Regions from separate parts of the Homo sapiens genome. Here region 2 is linked to region 1. A link is an interaction called in ENCODE POLR2A ChIA-PET data of the cell type or tissue named here. Cell type or tissue: GM12878. All regions are shown on one strand.

Region 1 (8,000 bases):
GTTTCTCATTAACATGTCTAACATTCATTTGGCTATTTTGAAATACATGTGGAAATTATGTATTTAGATATTTAATATATGTATCATGAATTTATGATATTTTATCAATTCTTACACTGTCTCTCTTGCGATATAGCATTAATGACAGTAAGTATTAAATGTAGTACTTCTGATTGAAAATACAGAGAAACTGGAGGTAGCAAGTCTTCAGTTTTGTGTTTTCCCTACACATTTTTGTCTTGGTTGCTTGTGCTATTTTTTTCACTTTTAATAAGTTCTTCACCTGGAGGATATTAAATGTGATACAACTAATACTTTCTTAACTAACAAGCATTTCTCTCTGTCCTATATTATGATATCTTTATGATATCTCATTTTGGCTAACTGCAAAGATAATAAGAATCAGACATTTTAAACTTCATGTTTCTTTTGGTTGTTTGCTGTGAAACTGACTCTGACCACTATAGATGCAGTAAGAGGGATGAATAAACTTTTATAAAAAACACATCAGTTGTATCAGATATAAAAATTATTGCTAAATTCAAAACCATTGATTCTTATGAACGAAAAGATTTAGTTTTTCCCTAAATTAGATTACCATAATTTTTTTCACTAAAACACTTTCTCGTCTATCTCCTTTCTAAAATTTGGATTTGAACAAAGATTTTTATTCAAATAATGCTACTTGACAGTTTATAAAATAGTTATAAGCCCAGATTTCTCCATAATACTTTTTCTGTCCATTGAATTTTTAACTTCTACTTAGAGTTCTCTTTTATCTAGTTCCTCAGAGCCTTCAAACTTTAAGATTGAAATCAAGACAGTCTGCTTGGCTAATGAACTGTGAACTTATTAATCCTGAATTAATTATATGAAAAGGTAAAAATGAAAGTTTAACCTTGTTTTTATAAAGATCTTTATCAAAATAAGTCTTCTCAAGTCATAGAATTTGAGCTAAAAGTCACTTTAATCTACTTCACTTTTTTTTTTTTTTAATTTAAAGAAAAGGTCTCACTCTATCACCCAGGTTGGAATGCAATGGTATGATCATAGCTAATCATTGCAGCCTCAAACTCCTGGGTTCAAGTGATTCTCCTGCCTCAGCCTCCCAAGTAGCTGAGACTACAGTCGCACACCACTGCTCCCAGCTAATTTTTTTTTTTTTTTTTTTGAGATGGGGTTTCGCCATGTTGCCTAGGCTGATTTTGAACTCCTGGCCTCAAGCGATCCTCCTGCCTCAGCCTACCAAAGGGCTGGGGTTACAGATGTGAGCCACCACACCTGGCTGCTTCACCTTAATTACCTGGCATCACATGCTTAAAATAAGGGCATGCCAAAAACACACTGTTCTTGTCAATATACTTCAAAATAATGAATAATACAGCATCTTAAGATGTGTATAAACTCATAAAAATCAGAACAAAAAAATCTATTCTTTATATTTTTCCCTTCCCCCTCCAAAAAATAATAATTCTTAGTGTCACTGGTAGGTAAGCCCGTTTCCTTCAAAACATGAATGCCTATGACAGAGAAATGACAAAAGAAGCTATTTCTGTTTAATAGCCTCATCGTTCTTGTGCTACATGCTCTTAAATCTATGAATGCACAAATGAGACATTCAAGGAAAAACTTGTTTCCAACATGTGCAATAAGAGACATCAAATCAACTGCTCAACTCCACGTTACAATTATGTATAAACTGTTAGAATCTTAATTGCCTTGTGGCTTTGGTGGACACCAAACTTTTTATTCCCTATGAAGGACGTGGTGCCAATGATTGGATGTGGTTCTACATTATTTATGTGTACTTTTTTTTAATAAGTAGAGTAGAACTTAAGAATAAATAAGTCAGTACTGATAGCATTCACGTTGGTCAGGAGACTTCAGTACTGAAGCATTCACGTTGGTCAGGAGACTTCTGACTCTTCTTGCTTGGCTAAGAGATGGCATTGATAAGTCTCTTGCTGGACTCTGTGTGCTTGATGGACCTTTTAGTTTTCTTCCCATTTTCTGGCTCATAAGCATTTAGTTACCTTTTATCCTCTTCCAAGAATATGTATATGTGTATATATAAATATATATATATTTGTTTTTTAAATATTCAGCATTAGCAACTTTCTCATAATCATTTTGGTTTACTTTTTAAATAATGACTTTTCTGTTAGCTCATCGTAGCCACAAAAAAAGAGATAAAGGAATAACTGTGGTCAGGCCAAAATAAAATGAAGATAATGAATAAAATGTAATTGAGCAGCAAAGTAACATTAAATAACTTTTGCTGTAGAGCACTTAATACTTGAAAATTTTTCTGGAAAAACATGGATTAGTATAAACAAATGTTAGCTTGGTTTGTACTGTAGTAGTAACTGATTTGCCTTTTTTTGTCAAGTAGCATTTTTATTTTTAGGTATAAATGAACTATGCTGTCTGAAATTCTTAAGTATTTTCAGTTGCAAAATGTTAGAATTTATACAAAAGTAGAAATTCACTTTATATGAGATTAAAGTAAAAATCATATACAAACTGCACACTGTGGTCATAGGAGTCAGCTTCCACAGAGCTGCTAGGCTGGGCCTTTGTACACACAGACAGTAGACATCCCTTTGTTTTGCCCCTCCTTCTCTTCTTCAGCAGTCATTCAATGACAAGCGTAAAAAGAACCTCTTTTCCCGAAAATTCCCCTTCTACAAGAACAAGGACCAGAGTGAGCAGGAAACAAGTGATGCTGACCGTAAGTATGTGGATCCAGTGGTCAACTGAAAATAAAATGGAGAGGGACCTACTGCCCTGCAGTTGGTTGTTACCATGGAGACAGTTTCAAGAGCTGCAGCAGGTTGCTAATTGTCTTCAAGGGCAACTTAACAGTTATAAATTAATTTGTATGCCGATCTTAACTTTTTCTGGCACCTTAGGAATTCTTAATTTAAAGCAAACATTATTTTTCAGTTATATGTTTATAACTTGAACATATAAATATGTATAAATGCAGTTATTTGAAGGAAAGATTTTTATGAAAAACACATTCATACATTCAAAGAATATTTTAGAGGAAGAACATGAATACATGAGAAGCTACCTGTTGATTTCTAGGTATAACATGGCGAGTCTGATAACTGGATTCTCTGGAATCATTACATTTTACCCTATTTCTTCATTATATGTAGACAATCTGGATTTTACTTTTAAAATAGCAAGAAATGGTCTAAAATTTTGCTTCTGTACCTGAATCAGCCTTCATGCTAGAACTTTCATTCTTTTGGTAGATTACAGTTAGCAGCTAGCTCATTTCAAAGTTCTAGAAATATGTAAAAATGCTCTGTAAGATATATGTACCTGTAATGGTCTTGGAACTGTCTCTTACTGTAGCACCAATTTTATGCATTACTGACAACTATTTTCTTTGATTATCTTTTTATTGCTTGCTCTCTGGGGACTACCCTCTACAGGAGATCCCTGACGACATGGGATCAAAAGGCCTGAGTAAGTGATCAAAATACTCCCAAGTTATTTTTTAACCTCCATCTGCAGACCTACCTTATTCAGATACATTTTGAGATTCATGGTAGTGCCTTTCTGGCATAAGGAGGTGTATGATTTAGATTGCTTTTAGAATTTTCATGTTTATCACATGCTTGGGACTTTATTTCTGTAATACATAACTTTTTGTTTTTATTTTTCACATGTCATTTGAAAAATTCTCTTGCTCGTAACTATATTTTCCTTTTTGTAATTTTTACGACAGTTACTTTTGCTAGGAACTTTTAAAATATAAAAACTTTTAAGATTTTTTTAAATGTACCCTCATTATTAGAATGTAGAAATATGCTTCCTTGGAGTTTTATGTTCCCCTTTTTTTTGTTAAAATAATTTAAAATAATTTTGATTATGTGTTAGAAAAGCATTACTATAAAAGTATAAAGCACAATAGAATACTACGCAAGTAGCAGTTTATTGAGGGGATAGGTTGTGTATCTCTTTTTTTTTTTTTTTTTTTTTTTTGAGAAAGTTATAAGTTACCACAAGAGTATAAGAACTATTTTGTTTTTCCTTTAGCTAAGATGTTGCCTTTGTTTTTGGTTTTTGTTGCTGCTGTTCTTGTTTAATTTTCTAGCTAGTTACTTAATCTTCATGTAAAGCTTCACACAGGGTCTAGTATGTAGAAGACATTCAATAAATGTTGGCATGAATGAATGAAGCAAGAAGCCATTTTAGCAAATAAAATTTTTAATTTGCATGTTTTCAAATTGCTTAACTGAAAATTTACCAAACATTACTGAGTAACTTTAGGTGACAGTGAGTGATAGAAGTAATCTTTTAATCTAATATTTTCTAAATGGTTCTTTCTATTTAGATTATTAAATATTTTGAAAACTTCTTTGTCATTCATTGATCATTAAGCCTATAGCCAGTATCTTTTAACTTTCTAAGACCTACATTAATAAACATTAAATTTTACATAAGACATTTTTCTGATTTATGCTTTTATGCTGAAATTTTAATCTAAACTGCAGGTACTTTTATTTCAACCATAGTGATTTAAGTTTGTATTAGATTGAAGACAGTATGTTTATTTACAACTCTTTCTGTTAGACACACTTTGTTATTTTTGCATGTGCCTTTATAGGATTTAGTAAGGGCCACAGATTTCCTATCACTAGTGACACCCTTACATTTGGGGAAAATTATCAATGAAAACCTCTAAAATTGGACCATACTACCACAGTTTATGTATGCTATAGAATTTATTTTGAGATTGATAACATACTTTAGAGGTGGTATGGATCAACAAATGGACCCACAGATTTTTCTTATATGTTAAGTGAACAGAGACATAGGAAACTCATAGAAAAAGAAACTAAATGAAGAATTTGGTTCCCATATTGATGTTATAATAGATGATCATTATACCTTGACCCTCTTTCTCTGGTTCTGATTGAAGATTGAGACTTTGGAAGAGAAATAATATGAAAAATGGTAACTGATTATCAGACGACGTTATTCAGAAAAAGATTTTATTTTCTGGAGAGTGACCTAAGATCTCTTGAATAATAGATTTCTGTGCTTCATCTCACAGGAATTAAAAGAATTTATTCACCTGGTAACTTGATCATCAGATCAAGATTTTATTCACAAAATGTTGGAGAAGACAGAAAAATATCAGTAAAATTCTAAAACTGGATATGATGGAGGTTATCACATAAAATAGATGATATAAGGCAGTTGACAAGGTGCCCATGATTATGTAGTAGTAAATACTGGGAAGAAGGATGTGTTCAAGGACGTTACTTGTGGCCTCAGTTACTTACATTCTGAAGTTAAGAATGTAGGGAATAAACTAAGCAAAATCTTGAGAGACTTTAATATAAGAAAATAAGTGCAACTTAATGTAGGTAGTCATCAGGCCTTATTGGAACAAAACTCAAAAAGAACCCAAAAAAGAAGGTTAAGTTATTCCAGAGAACCGAACCTATTGAAGAGAAATGGAATAACACTGAATATCAAGAAAAAAAAAATGTATATCTGCTGTAAATTCACACAACCTATGAAAAATGGGGTATTTAATTGAAGAGCAGACAGAGAAACAGAAGTGATACCATAGAACGCTTTGTGTAGACCTGAATTCATTTGTTCTTTATTCTGAGAAGAAGAGAGTCAAATAAATTATTGATTTCCCTGTTAACAGTAGAGAAAACAGTGAGAGAAATCGTCTTATCAAACCTAATTTTGCTAAACAGAACTAATGAGAGTACAATGGAAGTTTGGGAGAATGCAGCTAAGTCATCATTTGCGAAAAGCTAGAAATAAAAACCCGTGCCGCTTTCATGCTTTAAGGGAGGTAATTTTGAAAAAGCTCAAGGGACTAAAACTAGGTAAGATTCCTTTAACAGAGACTGAAAGGAAACATAACTCAATAAAAGATACATAAGGTGCTCAGAAGTAAAATTATGACATAAGATTTGAGACAAGGTTTGTTCTTATTACATGTAGGCTTTCCATTTTTACAACTTTCCATGTTGTACAACACCTCAAAAATTTCCTCAGGCACGTAGGTTTCCTGTTACATATGTCTTTTCTTTCTTCTCACTTTAAAGACGTACGCATAGTTGTGCAGAGCTTCTAAATGCCAAAAACAGACTTATTTTCATTTGCATTACGAATAAGATGTAAGAGTAGTTTCATTGCTTCAGATTGATGATGTAGTATTAGAGGAGAGCAGAAGAGAAACATGATGTACTGTATCAGGAAGAAGCATTTGAGTACAATGATAAAACTTGGTTAGAGAGATTTGAGATAGATCTGTTCATCAAACATCATAAACAGGCTGGGCGCGGTGACTCACGCCTGTAATCCCAGCACTTTGGGAGGCTGAGGCCAGCAGATCACCTCAGGTCAGGAATTCGAGACCAGCCTGGCCAACATGGCAAAACCCCGTCTCTACTAAAAGTACAAAAATTAGCAAGGCATGGTGGTGCACACCTGTAATCCAAGCTACTCGGGAGGGAGGCTGAGGCAGGAGAATCACTTGAACCCGGGAGGTGAAGGTTGCAGTAAGCCGAGATCACGCCACTGCTCTCCAGCCTGGGTGACAGAGCAAGACTCAGGTTTTTTTTTTGTTTTTTTGTTTTTTTTTTTTTTAAGACAATCATAAACAAAAATAAAAACTTGAAGAATTTATTTGTACCATGTATGTCACAAGGATAATATCTTTATAAGTTTTTAACAGGTAATAAGAAATAAGCTAACTCTCCATTAGAAAACTGGGCAAGAGTGCTCAGAAGATAAGCAAATGAAATAAGCATATAAAAAATGTTTAATTTCCCTAGTAGTGATAAGCAAAATGTTTTACCTGTCACTTTGGCAGACTTTTGTTTAAAAAGAAAACCCATGACGGAGAGAGTGCTGCTAAATGCCTGCTTTTAATGTATTACAAGTAAATAATGTATTACAAGTAAATGTATGGGAGTGTAAATTGGCACAGCCTTCCTGAAAAAGCACATCTTTTGACCCACTAAATCCTCTTCAAAGAATTTATCCTAAGGATGTAATTAGAGATGGAGACAAAGCCTTATATATCAGAATGCTTATTATAATATTATTGAGTAATAACAGCAAAAATAAAAAAAACCGTGGTAAAATGTCTTACAGTTGGGAAGTGCCTAATGAAGTATGATTTATCCATACTATGTAATATTACATAACCATCAAAAATCATATTTAAAGATAATGACATGGGGAAATGCTTACTATCTATGAAAAAAGTAAAATATGAAACTGCATATATTGTCTCAGTCTTATATGTTTGGAGCTATTTTAAATAGTGTTGCTTTGAACATTCTTATACATGTCTTGTGGTAAGCATATATATGCCTTTCTGTTGGGGAAATATCTAGGAAAGGAATTGCTGGGTCGTATAGATACACATTTGTCCAGCCTTAGTAGCTATTGCCAATTAGTTTTCTAGTTTTACCAGTTTGCCCATTCCTAGCGCATGAACTCCCATTGCTGCATATCATTATCGATGCTTGACATGTCTGTTTTGTGTTTTCATTTTAGCCATTCTGGTGGATGGCAGAGACACTCTTTGTGGTTATAATTTGCATTTCCCTGACAAGTAATTAACTTGAACACTTTTCTATATGTTTATTGGTTATTTGACTGTCTTCTTTGGTAAAATGCTTTGAAGAGGAACATTTTCAATTATCAGAAGAAAAACATTTTATTTTTCTAATAACATTCCAAACAATTATGATGACGCTATTCTAAGGACCATACTTTGAGTAGTGAGGCTTTATTGTAGAAGAGCTAAGTGAAATGATATTTGAAAGAACCTGCAGAATTTGATTGTGGCGTAGCTTTTGGCAGTCTTAGAGGGTTTGAGGTGAGTAGGAGAAATCTCAAAAAAAAAAAAAAAAGACAGTGAAGAGATTTTGGTAACTTAAACTTTTTATTATATAAATATCAGATATATTCAATAGTAGAAAAGTAGTAAAAATAAACCC
Region 2 (8,000 bases), 800 kb after region 1:
CTGGCTGTCAGCCCTTTTTTTTTTTTTTTTTGATAGAGTTTCACTCTTGTCACCCAGGTTGGAGTGCAGTGGTATGATCATGGCTCACTGCAGCCTCCGTCTCTTGGGTTCAAATGATTCTCCTGCCTCAGTCTCCTGGGTAGCTGGGATTACAGGCACCTGCCACCACGCCCAGCTTATTTTTGTAGTTTTAGTAGAGACCGGGCTTCACCATGTTGGCCAGGCTGGTCTCGAACTCCTGACCTCAGGTGATCCTCCCGCCTTGGCCTCTCAAAGTGTTGGGATTACAAGTGTGAGCCACCACACCTGGCCTAGCTTTTTTTTTTTTTTTTTTTTTGAGATGAGGTCTTGCTCTGTCACCCAGGCGGGAGTACAGTGGAACGATCTTGGCTCACTGCAACCTCTGCATCCTGGGTTCAAGCGATTCTGCCACCACAGACTCCCAAGTAGCTGGGACTACAAGCATGTGCCACCACTCCTGGCTAATTATTTGTCTTTTTAGTAGAGATGGGGTTTCGCCATGTTGGCCAGGCTGGTCTTGAACTCCTGGGCTCAAGCAATCCATCCGCCTTGGTCTCCCAAAGTGCTGGGATTATAGGCATGAGCCACTGTACTGGGCTGTTATAGCCTTTTTGACAAAGAAAGTGTTCTGGAGGATGAACCACTAAACAAACAGGAAGTGTTGGCCCATCCTAGTAGGGCTCTTGAGGGAGGTTCTCTATTCTATCTCCAAATACTTTTCTTCCTGTCTCATTCCTAAGGGTCAGTCTGCAGGGCATTGAGTAATGCACTGCCCCATGTTCGCCTCCTACTGTATTGGCTCTGAGGAGGCGCGATCATTTCCCAGTCCCATTGCCCGCTGGACAAACAGGGATATTAAGGCAGCCTGTGTGTGTGCGTGTATTTTTTTTCCCCTTTGAATGTAGATATTTAAAGCCACCTCCTTTTCCAGAGCCATCACTGTACCTTACTTGAATGGTATTGGTTGATGACAGAGGCGCACTTATCATAAACTGAGAGTCCAAGAAATATTGTTCCTCATTGTTGGAGGTATTCCAAATGGTTACTGGGCAGTTATCGATGTTGTAATGGTGGTGTGGCTTTAGGTACACCTAAGTTTCAGTGTAACAAATTAAGAAGCCAACACGATGTTAGGATGTATTTACTGTCTTCAGTACGCCCTCATCCTCCCACACACCTTTTCTCTACACTTTCTCAGTAGCAAAGGTGATGTGTCCGGGCAAGCATCTATTGGAACATGAGGGAGACTGGGGGTACCTTTTTCCATGATTTTAAACATCAGTTATTATTCTGTATGCTTTGGTGCTGCGGTTATAAGTTAGTAGATGTGAGAGAACATTGGGATGGCATAAGAAGGCCGGGAAAAAATGAAAAAAACTTGTGAGACCTACAGAGTAAAAGTTTATTATTGTTATTATTATTTTGAGACAAAGTCTCGCTCTGTCGCCCAGGCTGGAGCGCAGTGGCGTGCGATTTAGGCTCACTGCAACCTCCACCTCCAGGGATCAAGTGATCCTCCTGCCTTAGCCTCCCAAGTAGCTGGGATTACAGGTGCATGCCACCACGCTCAGCTAATTTTTGTATTTTTAGTAGAGATGGGGTTTCACCATGTTGGCCAGGCTGGTTGCGAACTCCTGACCTCATGTGATCCACCCACCTTGGTCTCCCAAAGTGCTGGGATTACAGGCATGAGCCACCGCGCCCAGCCCAGAGTAAAAGTTTAAACAGCAGTAGTTCTAGAGGAAAGTCATGAGGAGTAATCTTTGCATAATTTCTAAATTCTTTTAGGGTTATCATTATGGAATATCTGTGACCCAGATGTTTTCCATCTCCTGAGAAGTGGATGAGATAAAGAAGTGTCTTACACTAAAACCCAAAAAGCAGTGGGTGTGTTTTATTTTAAATCCGAAGGATCTAAAGACTTCAGTTTAAAGAACAGTGTAGAATATAATGTAAAACCCAAAAGTCATCTTTAGAAAATAGAAGAACTGTATGTAAGCAGATAAGGAATAGTATAAACACATAATAGTGTAAGCAGGTAAAGAAAAAAATATATATATTTTTTTGAAATGGAGTCTCACTCTTGTCACCCAGGCTGGAGTGCAATGGCATGATCTTGGCTCACTGCAACCTCTGCCTCCTGGGTTTAAGCAATTCTCCTGCCTCAGCCTCCCAAGTAGCTGGGATTACAGGTGCCCGCCACCACACCTGGCTAATTTTTATATTTTTAGTAGAAACGGGGTTTCACCATGTTGGCCAGGCTGGTCTTGAACTCCAGACCTCAGGTGATTCGCCTGCCTTGGCCTCTCAAAGTGCCAGGATTACAGGCATGAACCACTGCATGTGGCCTTTTTTTTTTTTGAGAAAGGGTCTCACTTTGCTGTCCAGGCTGGAGTGTAGTGGCATGATCATGGCTCAGTGCAGCCTTGACTTGCTGTTCTCAAGTAGTCCTCCCACCTCGGCCTCCCGAGTAGCTGGGACTACAGGCATGTGCCACTACACCTGGTCAATTTTTCGTAACTGCAAATATCCTATTCCTCAGCAAACTTTCACCCCATGGTTTTAGAATCCTGTAGAGCATTTTTATATCATAAGCATTTTTGAGGTGGAGCTCTGTGTGTGTTTTCCATGCCTTAATTGAAGCTTCCTTGAGAAAATAGTTTGTACTTAATTTTTTTTTTTTTTTCATTTTTTGAGACGGAGTCTCACTCTGTTGCCCAGGCTGGAGTGCAGTGGTGCGATCTCGGCTGACTGCAACCTTTGCCTCCCAGATTCAAGTGATCCTCCCGCCTCAGTCTCCTGAGTAGCTGGGATTACAGGAATGCACCACCAAGTCTGGCTAATTTTTGTATTTTTGTAGAGATGGAGTTTCACCATGTTGCACAGGCTGGTCTCAAACTCCTGACCTGAGGTGAGCTGCCCACCTCAGCCTCCCAAAGTGCTGGGATTGCAGGCGTGAGCCATTGTGCCTGGCCTTTAATTTTTTAAATTGATAAATAATAGTTGTTTATATTTATGGGATACAATGTGATACTTCGATATATGTTTACATGTGGAATGATTAAATCAAGCTAATTAACAAATTCCTTGCCTTATATACTTATTTTTTTGTGGTGAAAACATTTAAAATCTACTCTTTTAGCAATTTTGAAATATAAAATGCATTATTATTTATTTTGTTTTGGTTTTTTTTTTTTTTGGAGACGGAGTCTCACTCTGGCGCCCAGACTGGAGTGCAGTGGCACGATCTCGGCTCACTGCAAGCTCTGCCTCCCGGGTTCACACCATTCTCCTGCCTCAGCCTCCCCAGCAGCTGGGACTACAGGTGCCCGCCACCACGCCTGGCTAATTTTTTGTATTTTTAGTAGAGACAGGGTTTCACTGTGTTAGCCAGGATGTTCTCAATCTCCTGACCTTGTGATCCGCCTGCCTTGGCGTCCCAAAGTGCTGGGATTACAGGTGTGAGCCACCGTGCCTGGCTGCATTATTATTTATTATAGTCACCATTCTGTGCAATAGATCACTAAAGCTTATTTCTCCATTCTTTTTTTTTTTCTTTTTTGTTGAGACAGAGTCTTACTCTGTTGCCAGGCTGGAGTGCAGTGGTGCGATCTCAGCTCACTGCAACCTCTGTCTCCTGGGTTCAAGGGATTCTTCTGCCTCAGCCTCCCGAGTAGCTGGGATTACAGATATGCGCCACCACACCCAGCTATTTTTTGTACTTTTAGTAGAGATGGGGTTTCACCATGTTGGCCAGGATGGTCTCGATCTCTTGACCTCGTGATCCACCCGCCTCAGCCTCCCAAAGGCTGAGATTACAGGCGTGAGCCACTGTGCCCAGCCTGTTTCTCCTTTCAAAACTGAATTTTTGTACTCGACATCTCCCTTTTTGCTCTCCACCCTCTTCTGTCCATCTCTTGTAACCACCATTCCATTCTGTACTTCTGTGAGTTCCACTCTTTTAGATTCCACAAATAAGTGAGGTCATTTGTGGTATTTGTCTTTCTCGTCTGGCTTATTTCACTTAGCATAATGTCCTCCAGGTTCAGTTTGTACTTAAAAATTATGATACAGTACTTTGTAAGCAGTAAGTACTCATATTTTTGACTGCCTGATATTATTGACTTGCCAGATGCCAAATTGCTGATTATATTTCTCATAGTGGATTTTGTCTCTCTACACTTAGAAGAATTGAGCAGATACTTACAGAAGAGTACTGTGCAAATTAGAAAACAATCATTAATTGGATGGATTAGGCATTTTGAGTAGTTCACTCAGACCACTGAGATGAGAGTATTGACCTCTGAATATTATGAAGGAATCATTAAGAACAATAGTGAAGACAAGCTCTGATCATCATCACTGAAAGAACTCGGAGTGAAATGTATAGAACCCTTCTTCCATTTTAATTTGCATTTGTGATGAAAGGAAGTTTCTAGGTGGTGCTCATCTTTCACTTTCGACTCTGACATTTTTTCATGTTGGCCATGACTCATGGGGTGTCACCTTCAGCTTCTAAGAATTAGGCCAGTTTCTTGTAGATCTTGTCATATTGCCACTCGGAGTTGAGCCGGAGGAAAGAAAGTAAGGCACAGTTGCAGTTGTTTAGACGAACATCTCAGTCAGGCTTATGAGAGGCAGTAGGGCAGAGCAGACTGTCCTCATTCTGTCTGGCATTGGTTTTCCACCTGTTCTGAAGATTTTTCTCTGAACCGTATCTTGTGCAGAGATGACAGTTTATCATAGAGTTTCCCCTACCCCCAATTTCTGGCTGATTCCTAAAATTTCATCAGTATCAAGAAAGTAATTTATTTGTACAAATTGTGTTACTTAAGAAAAACGCAACTATCCCTGCAGGGGGCTGAAAAGCCAACATCTAAATGATGGCAGCGGTGGCCTGTCTGGATGGGCTGCTGCCATGATGCCGGCTGCAGTCGGGGAGGCATGGTCTGTGCTGCACGCTCCATGGAGCCACTGGGAGCTGGGAGTAGGTGGAAGCCCTGCCCGTTTCCAAGTTGGCAGGGCGGGAGCAGCCGTGGCTACATACCCGGGCTTCCCTGTGCTTTTGGGGGCCCAGGAACCTCCCCTGCCCCTGCAGGCTTGAAGTGCCTGCTCCCACTGCCTGGCCTCTCCTTGCTCCTGGTGCCTGCTCTGATTTTGGAGCAAAGTTGAGGCCAAGCCTGGGCACTGTCATGACCTGGCTGGGTTTGCGTGTGCTAGGGGCAGTGCTGACATGCCAGCCCCCTTCTGCCTTGGCCCCCTCTGGATTTTGGGTGTCCAGCAGCACAGGAGGGGACGCCAAGGCGGAGCTGAGAGCAGCTCCATTCAGGCCTGCAGGCGCCCCTTCGTGAATAGCCTGGGCGCTGTGGACAGCAGGTTGATGACAGCAGGAGGCAGACAGGCTCCTAGGCGGAAATGGGCGGGTCCCTGGTGAAGCCCCACCTTCAAGCCAGGGATGGCCTGAAGCCTGGGGCCCAGGCTGCCAGTTCTGTGGACTGGAATGAGAACTTACGATGCTTTTTCCGGGCTGCCTGTGGCTGCCCATGGACCAATCAGCATGCACTTCCTGCCCGCTGAAGCCCGTAGAAACCCTGGACTCAGCCATACTTGATGGGATGACCTGCCTGCGGATAGGAGCTTCCCACTCCAGGTCTCCTCTCCACTGAGGGCTGCAGAGACGTCAGGATGACCTGCCTGCAGATAGGAGCTATCCACTCTGGGTCTCCTCTCCGCTGAGGGCTGCACAGATGCTGGGACGACCTGCTGCGGAAAGGAGCTACCCGCTTGGGGTCTCCTGAGGGCTGTTGTGTTGCTCAATAAAGCACCTCTTCACCTTGCTCGTCCTCCAGTTGTCCATATACCTCATTCTTCCTGGACGTGGGACAAGAACTCGGGATCTGCCAAATGGTGGGACTGAAAGAGCTGAAACACAAACAGAGCCGAAACACGTCCTCCCCTCCCCCACTGCTTGCCACGCTGTGGGCAACAGAAAGAGAGAAGAGAGGAGAGAGAAAGAGAAGAGCTGTAGCCCTTTGGGAAGCCCAGACCTAGGAGCTCCTTGAGCCAGGGCTGTGACACCCTCTTTGGAGCTCTGTGGTTCCTGGCCTCTCCAAGCTTCTGGGCAGCACCATGTTCCCCAGTGCCTGCAGTGGAAGCTGCTTGTAGTACGCCTGGTTCAGCTGCAGCCTCTCAGGGAGCTGGCGCCTCGAGCTGCTCACCCCCTGGCAGCTGGCGTGCCTGGCTGTGCGCAGTGGCCGGACCCTGTGCTGGCTCGCCTGTGCACCTCTTGCCGCTCCGTGCCTGGCTTGTCCTTGGCATGCATGGAATCTGTGCTGGTAACACAAGCTGAGCATAGCCTACCAGGCTGAGTGGACGGAACGAGCCCGGCGGGCCTGAGCAAAACTCAGGCAAAGGTGCCACTGGCCACAGAGGTTTCTGGCTAGCGAAGTGACACCCCAAGTATTCTGTGACTTAAACATGAAATACAGAATATTCAGAACTTTGCTGTAATAGCTAGTTGCTAGAAACTCTCTGCTAAATGAGACAATAATAAATAAGTTCCTTTGGGGGAAGGAGAATCCCTGAGGGGGTTTTAATAGCTGGAAACTGTGAACAAGCTTGAGGTGTTAAGACCCTGAAAGAGGAAAGGGAAATGAGTACTGAGAAAAGAAGGGGAAGGGCCAGGTGCAGTGGTTCACACCTGTAATTCCAGCACTTTGGGAGGTCGAGGTGGGTGGATCACCTGAGGTCAGGAGTTCAAGACCAGCCTGGCCAACATGACAAAACCCTGTCTCTACTAAAAATACAAAAATTGGCTAGGCGCCATGGCTCACGCCTGTAATTTCAGCACTTTTGGAGGACGAGGCAGGTGGATCACGAGGTCAGGTGTTCGAGACCAGCCTGGCCAACATAGGGAAACCCTGTCTCTACTAAAAATACAAAAAATTAGCCAGGCGTGGTGGTGGGTGCCTGTAATCCCACCTACTCAGGAGGCTGAGGCAGGAGAATCGCTTGAACCTGGGAGGCGGAGGTTGTAGTGAGCCGAGATGGTGCCACTGCACTCTAGCCAGGGTGACGGAGTGAGACTCTTTCTCAAAAAAAAAAAAAAGGAAAGAAGGAGAAGGACATTTAAAAAATACATTATGCTGGTCCTAGCTATTCTGGAGGCTCAGATGGGAGGATTGCTTAAGCTCAGGAGTTTGAGGCTACAGTGTGCTATGATTATGGCTGTGAGAGCCGAGATCGTGCCACTGCACTCTAGCCAGGGTGACAGAGTGAGACTCTTTCTCAAAAAAAAAAAAAAGGAAAGAAGGAGAAGGACATTTAAAAAATACATTATGCTGGTCCTAGCTATTCTGGAGGCTCAGATGGGAGGATTGCTTAAGCTCAGGAGTTTGAGGCTACAGTGTGCTATGATTATGGCTGTGAGAGCCGAGATCGTGCCACTGCACTCTAGCCAGGGTGACAGAGTGAGACTCTTTCTCAAAAAAAAAAAAAAGGAAAGAAGGAGAAGGACATTTAAAAAATACATTATGCTGGTCCTAGCTATTCTGGAGGCTCAGATGGGAGGATTGCTTAAGCTCAGGAGTTTGAGGCTACAGTGTGCTATGATTATGGCTGTGAGAGCCGAGATCGTGCCACTGCACTCTAGCCAGGGTGACACAGTGAGACTCTTTCTCAAAAAAAAAAAAAGGAAAGAAGGAGAAGGACATTTAAAAAATACATTATGCTGGTCCTAGCTATTCTGGAGGCTCAGATGGGAGGATTGCTTAAGCTCAGGAGTTTGAGGCTACAGTGTGCTATGATTATGGCTGTGAGTAGCCACTGCGCTCCAGCCTGGACAACCTAGCAAGACCCCTAAAAAAATAAAAACAATAAAAAAGTAAATAAAAACCATTATGCTACTCCACAATTTTCATGCAAGTAACTCTGGTGAAGTGGTCACTGAAATCTATAGAACTTTTAGAGTTAAGAAATTC

The links. ChIA-PET counts read pairs that join two places held together with the same protein. Peaks named below come from ENCODE experiments on the same cell type or tissue, not always from the same donor. Only the 100,000 strongest peaks of a DNase experiment are listed, where the experiment ranks them.
Region 2: POLR2A ChIA-PET joins it to region 1 with 12 read pairs; 2 of 35 experiments call an interaction of 5 or more read pairs at or near these places.

Annotation. Positions count from the first base shown.
Region 1 is chr3:197,071,317-197,079,316 of GRCh38, reverse strand. It overlaps DLG1 (discs large MAGUK scaffold protein 1), which reads left to right. Exons shown (of 25, transcript NM_001366207.1): 18 at 2,632-2,731. Among named protein-coding and RNA genes, the nearest start is that of MELTF, 46 kb to the right of the region's middle. RefSeq lists a silencer at 1,803-2,003. In GM12878, no CTCF peak of the experiment used is centred here; no DNase peak of the experiment used is centred here.
Region 2 is chr3:196,271,318-196,279,317 of GRCh38, reverse strand. The region is part of intron 1 of PCYT1A (phosphate cytidylyltransferase 1A, choline); the gene reads left to right. Among named protein-coding and RNA genes, the nearest start is that of PCYT1A, 12 kb to the left of the region's middle. RefSeq lists enhancers at 1-318, 4,357-4,566, 5,735-6,234. In GM12878, no CTCF peak of the experiment used is centred here; a DNase peak (open chromatin) is centred at 4,527; H3K4me3 peaks cover 1,003 bases; H3K27ac peaks cover 2,277 bases.